2 separate regions of the Homo sapiens genome follow, and region 1 is linked to region 2. A link is a loop called in an ENCODE intact Hi-C map of the cell type or tissue named here. Cell type or tissue: pancreas. All regions are shown on one strand. Each heading gives the region's core, and the rest is flanking DNA. Links, peaks and the distances in the headings are about the cores only.

Evidence for each region. A loop is a pair of places that touch in the nucleus more often than their neighbours do. Peaks named below come from ENCODE experiments on the same cell type or tissue, not always from the same donor. Only the 100,000 strongest peaks of a DNase experiment are listed, where the experiment ranks them.
Region 1: it touches region 2 in a loop (2.0-fold over the local background); 22 of 110 quality-filtered maps call a loop at or near these places.

Annotation. Positions count from the first base shown.
Region 1 is chr12:113,098,552-113,101,448 of GRCh38, forward strand. It overlaps RASAL1 (RAS protein activator like 1), which reads right to left. Exons shown (of 21, transcript NM_001301202.2): 20 at 2,077-2,129; 21 at 727-1,517. The coding sequence ends at 1,378. Among named protein-coding and RNA genes, the nearest start is that of RASAL1, 36 kb to the right of the region's middle. In pancreas, for the core only: no CTCF peak of the experiment used is centred there; a DNase peak (open chromatin) is centred at 1,420; H3K27ac peaks cover 497 bases.
Region 2 is chr12:113,160,959-113,163,855 of GRCh38, forward strand. DDX54 (DEAD-box helicase 54) reads right to left here. Exons shown (of 20, transcript NM_024072.4): 16 at 2,174-2,316; 17 at 1,974-2,087; 18 at 935-1,039; 19 at 312-424. Among named protein-coding and RNA genes, the nearest start is that of MIR7106, 3.2 kb to the left of the region's middle. In pancreas, for the core only: no CTCF peak of the experiment used is centred there; a DNase peak (open chromatin) is centred at 1,316.

The DNA of each region.
Region 1 (2,897 bases), core at 170-2,669, 63 kb before region 2:
TCCACTTGATCCCCTGCCAGGTAGGCTTTGGTTTCTGTCCCACCCCCTAGTGACACAACACCGGAAACGAGTCCTTGGAGGCCCTTCCAGTTCTGCCAGTCACATGTTCCCAAACATTTGTACTCCGTGGTTCATTCTCAGACAAAACCTCAACCCAAACTCTGGCATATAAAATTGCAAGCCAGGCACTGACTCACACCTGTAATCCCAGCAACTAAGGAGGCCGAAGCGGGAGGCTCATTTGACGCCAGGAGCTTGAGACCAGCCTGGGCAACATAGTGAGACCCCCCATCTCTACAAAAATTTAAAAATTAGCCAGGCGTGATGGCTTGCACCTGTAGTCGCAGCTGCTCTGGAGGCTAACGTGGGAGGATCACTGAAGTCCAGAAGTTTGAGGGTGCACTGACCTATGATCATGCCACTGTACTGCAGCCTGGGCAACAGAGTGAGACCCCCAACTCTAAAAACAAAATAAAATAAAATTGCCCATTCCCCAGGCCTGTGGTCCTCAAAGCTGATACTCATCCAAATGACCTACGGAATCTGTTAAATAACCCTGATTCTTGCCTTCATATACCCTCAGATTCTGAGTCAGTAGCTGGCTGGGCCTCAGAAATCTGCATTTCTAGCAGACATTCTAGCGGGTGGTCTTTGGCCCACAGTCAGAGAAACTCCTCCCTTGTTCTTGAACTACCTCATTGGAATCCAGTTTGAAAACCACACATCTAGACTTTCCCTCCTCTTTTTATACAGGGTAATCTGAGACCCAGAGAGAGATAAACAGCCTGGCCCAAGGTCTCCCAGGCTCCAAGGGTCTGAGTTTGGCACACTGGACCCCCACCCAGCCTTGGTTCTTCCTGAGGGCACCTGATTCTGGAAGCTTGTGGTTGGAGTCCTAGGCCAAGGGCAGGGTACAGAAGAATCAGTGAGGTTATAGGGATTAGCAGACATGAAAACAGGAAGGAGTGAGGCCATTTAGTGCCCATCTGGGGCAACAACATCACATGGGCATCAGGAATTCAGGTCCAGCTGTATCCAGCAGCTCAGGGCCAGGCTGGCCTCCTTGGTATGGATAGAGGCCAGTTTGGTGAAGTAGAGACCCCAGTCTCAGTCAAATAAGTCAGGTTCCTTATCCTATCCACTCCAGTCTGAATCAAGCCAGAGGGCAAGTTTCACTCAGTGCAAGGCTGGCCCCTGCCAAAGGGCTTCCATGCCCTGAGTTCTGGACTCAAGGCACACAGGACTAGGCACGTCTCTGGGAGCCTCCAAACCACAGAATCAAAGAGGTCCAAGGAGACAGGAGACTCCCGGGGCAGGATGCGCTGAAGAGGGCCCCCTGGCTCTTGCTCCTCCTTCCGGGCTAGCTCTGGCATTTCCTTAGGGGCCAAGGGGGCCCAGGGCCGCCTTCCCTCGCTCCTGCTGCTGGAACTCCTCGTGGGCACGATCCAGGTCTGCGAGCACCTCCAGCAGGCGGGCAGTTGCTGCTCTTTGCCGGGCCAGGACCTCAGGACAGGCCCCTAGGAGGGAGACAAGAGGCCACAGGGGCTCAGCCAGTCCAGGGCAGGCTGCTGTAACCCGGACCCAATGGTTTCTCATGCTGAAGATGTGCCTTGTGCCCTGAGAACCCTAAAATCCTTGAGAATCCCCACACACAGCCCTGTGGCCTGATAATGGACTGGAAACAGGAGGACACAGGAGACAGTGGGGAAGTGCCTGCGAAGAAAAAGGGACCTCCTTAACCCCTTAGCTTCTTTTTTTGGGGGTGGAGGCAGAGTCTTGCTGTGTTGCCCAGGGTGCAGTGCAGTAGCATGATCTCAGCTCATTGCAACCTCCACCTCCTGGGCTCAAGCAATTCTCATGCCTCAGCCTCCCCAGTAGCTGGGATCACAGGTGTGCACCACCACGCCCGGCTAATTTTTAAATTTTTAGTAGAGACAGGGTTTCACCATGTTGGCCAAGCTGATCTCGAACTCCTGACCTCAAGTGATCCACCCACCTCGGCCTCCCAAAGTGCTGGGATTACAGGTGTGAGCCACTGCACCCAGCCTTTACCTTCTGAGGTACAGGAGCCCTTACCTGTGTCTGCCTCCAGAGTTGTATCCATGTTAGAATCCTCCAGTAATTTCAGCCTGGAAGGTAAGAGGGAGAAAGACAAGTCTGGTCCCTGATTCCCATTCCTGCTTCCTACCCCAGAAATTCTCTGAGAAATTAGTTTTCCTGAACCATCACCATCACCATCTACCATCATCATCATCATCATCTACACAGCAAACATTTCTAGAGTGCCAGATACTATTCTAAACCTTTTACATGTATTAACTCATTTAATTATCATGACAAACTCATATGAGGTAGGTATTTACTATTAGCTCCATTATACAGATGATCACTGAGACACAGAGAGGTTAGGTAACTTGCTTAAGGTCACACAGCATCAGCAGCAGCATCATTATCACTTATTGAAAGCTAACTATCTGGCCAGGCACCTACAAAGTGCTCTACCTGTATTAGCTCATTTGATCCTCAGGACAACCCACGAGGTCGCCACCATTATTATCCCCCTTTTCCAGATGCACTGGTTGGGTGCAGTGGCTCATGCCTGTAATCCCTGCACTTTGAGAGGGCAAGGCGAGACAGGTGGATCACTTGAAGTCAGGAACTGGAGACTAGCCTGGCCAACATGGTGAAACCCCGTCTCTACTAAAAATACAAAAACTAGTCAGGCGTGGTGGCAAGTGCCTGTAATCCTGGCTATGTGGGAGGCTGAAGCAAGAGAATCGCTTGAACCCAGGAGGCAGAGGTTGCAGTGAGCCAAGATCATGCCACTGCACTCCAGCCTGGGCAACAGAGCCAGACTCTGTCTAAGTAAATAAATAAATAAATTTTTTTAAAAAGAG
Region 2 (2,897 bases), core at 302-2,801:
TATCCCTGTAGCTTCATCTGTGAAGTGGAAGGGGGTCGGGGACAAGGCACCTGAGGGGCATGGCACTTCCCAGCGCCTGTCAGGCGGTGCTCGTGACCATCAGAGGCCGGGACAGTAGGAAGGGGGAAACTGTGGGTGTGGGGGTTGGGTGGGGGGGATCATGGAGGGACCCAGGGTTTTGGCAGCATACCCCAACACACCCAGCTCTGGGGCTCTGCAGTAGCCCCTGCACCTGTGCCTCAGCGTTACCCTAATCTGACCACAACTGCTCTGCCTACCTGTGCACCCACACTCCCCACCCTGGCTCTCACCTTGGCCACGGTCTCGCTTCCCACCTCTTCGCTCTGGGCCTCGCCGGTCAGATGCCCCTTCTTCGTCCGAGTCACGATCATCAATTTTCTGTTTCTGTTTCCACTTCTGATAGCTGGGAAACCTCGTTAAGGAAGCTGCGTGAAGCCCCTGGGATGGGAGAAGGCTCCTCCCCACACTGCCCCAGCAGACAGAGTTCCGTTATCCCAGCCGCAGCTGAAGCTGCTCGGCCCCGCCCCCAGCACACAGGTCCCACTTATTGGAGATGCTGTTGCTGAAGCTGCTCGGCCCCGCCCCCAGCACCAGGTCCCACTTATTGGAGATGCCGCTGCTGAAGCTGCTGGGCCCGCCCCCAGCACAGGCCCCACTTACTGGAGATGCTGCTGCTGAAGCTGCTGGGCCCCGCCCCCAGCACAGGTCCCACTAGTTCGAGATGCTGCTGCTGAAGCTGCTCGGCCCCGCCCCCAGCACCAGGTCCCATCTATTGGAGATGCGGCTGCTTAAGCCGCTCAGCCCCGCCCCCTCCTCCCCGCCCCCGCCCCCGCCCCCAGGTTCCACTTAATTGAAGCTGCTCCTGCTGAAGCTCCTCGGCCCCGCCCCTCCCCAGCCACGCCCCTCAGGATACAGGTCTCGCTTGTAGGAGCTGCTGATGTAGCGGCCGCTCTCTGTCTTAATCTTCTTCTTGTCTTCCTGTCCTGACTGTCCCACAAACCGCTTCTTCTTACGGTCCCTGCAGGAGAGGGAGTTGGGACGGCTGCCGTGGAGGGAAACCCTTGGAGTGCCGGCTGCCGCTTGGGGCCTGTCTCCTCACCCGACCCTCTTGTCAGGTTGTTGGAGCATTAAAGGAAAGCAGTGCAGCCATGTCTGGCATGCAGTTGGCGCTCAATAAAGGCTTCTTCCCTATCCCTCCTCACCTCTCCCTGCAGTCCAGGTCTCAAAAGGGAGTGCGGAGGTCAGAGGACTGCCGCCAGCACTGGGGCCTGGCTCAGGGACAAGGGCCTCCTGGAGGGTTTCCAATCCCCTCCCCCTACCCAGCTGTGACCCTGGGTTGAGTCACATACACTCTCCAGACGCTAGAGTCCTGAACGAATGGGTCCTGAGCCCTGTCTAGAAAGACTTGCCAGCAAAAAGAATAGACGGGGTCAAGATCTCTGTGGTGTGTGATCAAATCAAGGGGACAGCACAGCCAGGGGCCATCACACCTGCTGTGAGTGGTCACATGGGGGACAGCCAGGCCATAATCTGGGCTGTGCAGGATCAGATGGGAGTGAGGACTTCAGGGAGCTCACCCTGCCTGCTGGCATGGAGGGCAGCTCACTCGATCACTCACCCTGGGCCTGGAGGGGTGGCTCACTCGCTCACTCACCCCAGGGAATGGAGGGGCGGCTCACTCGCTCACTCACTTCAGGGAATGGAGGTAGGGGAGGCTCACTCGCTCACTCACCCCAGGCATGGAGGGGCAGCTCACTCTCTCACTCACCCTGGGCCTGGAGGGGCAGCTCACTCGATCACTCACCCCGGGCATGGAGGGGCGGCTCACTCACTCACTCACCCCGGGCATGGAGGGAGGGGCGGCTCACTCGATCACTCACCCCAGGCACGGAGGAGCAGCTCACTCGGTCACTCACCCCGAGCATGGAGGGGCGGCTCACTCGATCACTCACCACTTGAGCTGCTGCCGGCCCCTCGTCAGGTTCTGGGCTTCATCCCCCATCAAGTCCAGGACAGCGCCAGCTGCCTGCTGCTCAAAGGCTCCCCCTTCCCCGCTGATGCTCAGGCTGCAGAGGGAGAGTGGGAGACATAATTGGATTGATGGGACCCAGCGGACCCAACTGCCCCACCCAGGACCCAGCCAGCCACTCACCCCCGCTCGCTGTCAAAGTCCTTGGGCCGGTAGGGGATGTAGAATTCCTGGTCCCGCTGCCGGGCCTCCTCCCTCCGCCTCTTGGCTCCCCTGTTGGGTCCTGACCGCTGCCGCTTCCGGCCCACGACCTCTGAGAAAATGTCCTGGCAGAGCACAGACCAAGGCCCAGTGTCATGCCTGCTGCCCCCTGGGGACTTCCCCCTGCCTCCCTACCCACCAGCCTGGCCACAGTGAGGGGCCAGTGGCTTCTCGGGGACTTTCAAAGCTTCATTTTGCCATTTCTTAGCTGGGTGACAGTGTCTCCTGTGGGACCCTCAGTTTCCTCATCTGCACACACAGTGCAACCCCTGCCTCAGGGACCAGCAGAGGCAGGACAGCTGGGTGAGGAGGAGAGTGCCGGCCGAGGGAGACCCAACTCCCCATTCCAGCTCCGCACCCCAGGCTATGTGACAGCCGGCCCTGCCCCTCTCTGCGCCTGGCCTGCTCTGAACAACATGGACTAGGCCAGGGGTCTCCAACTGGTCTTCTTGGCTACTGAACCCTCTGTCCAAACAAAACATGAGAGAGGGACATCCTGGGGGACGCACAGGCCCAGGACCCACCCACCAGGTGAATGGGACACTTCATGGTCCTCCCTCTGAGTGGAGACCTACACGTCTCACTGCAGAAGCCCTGATGTGTTTGGTGGCTGGTGATGCCCCGGACCCCACTGAGGGTGTCATGT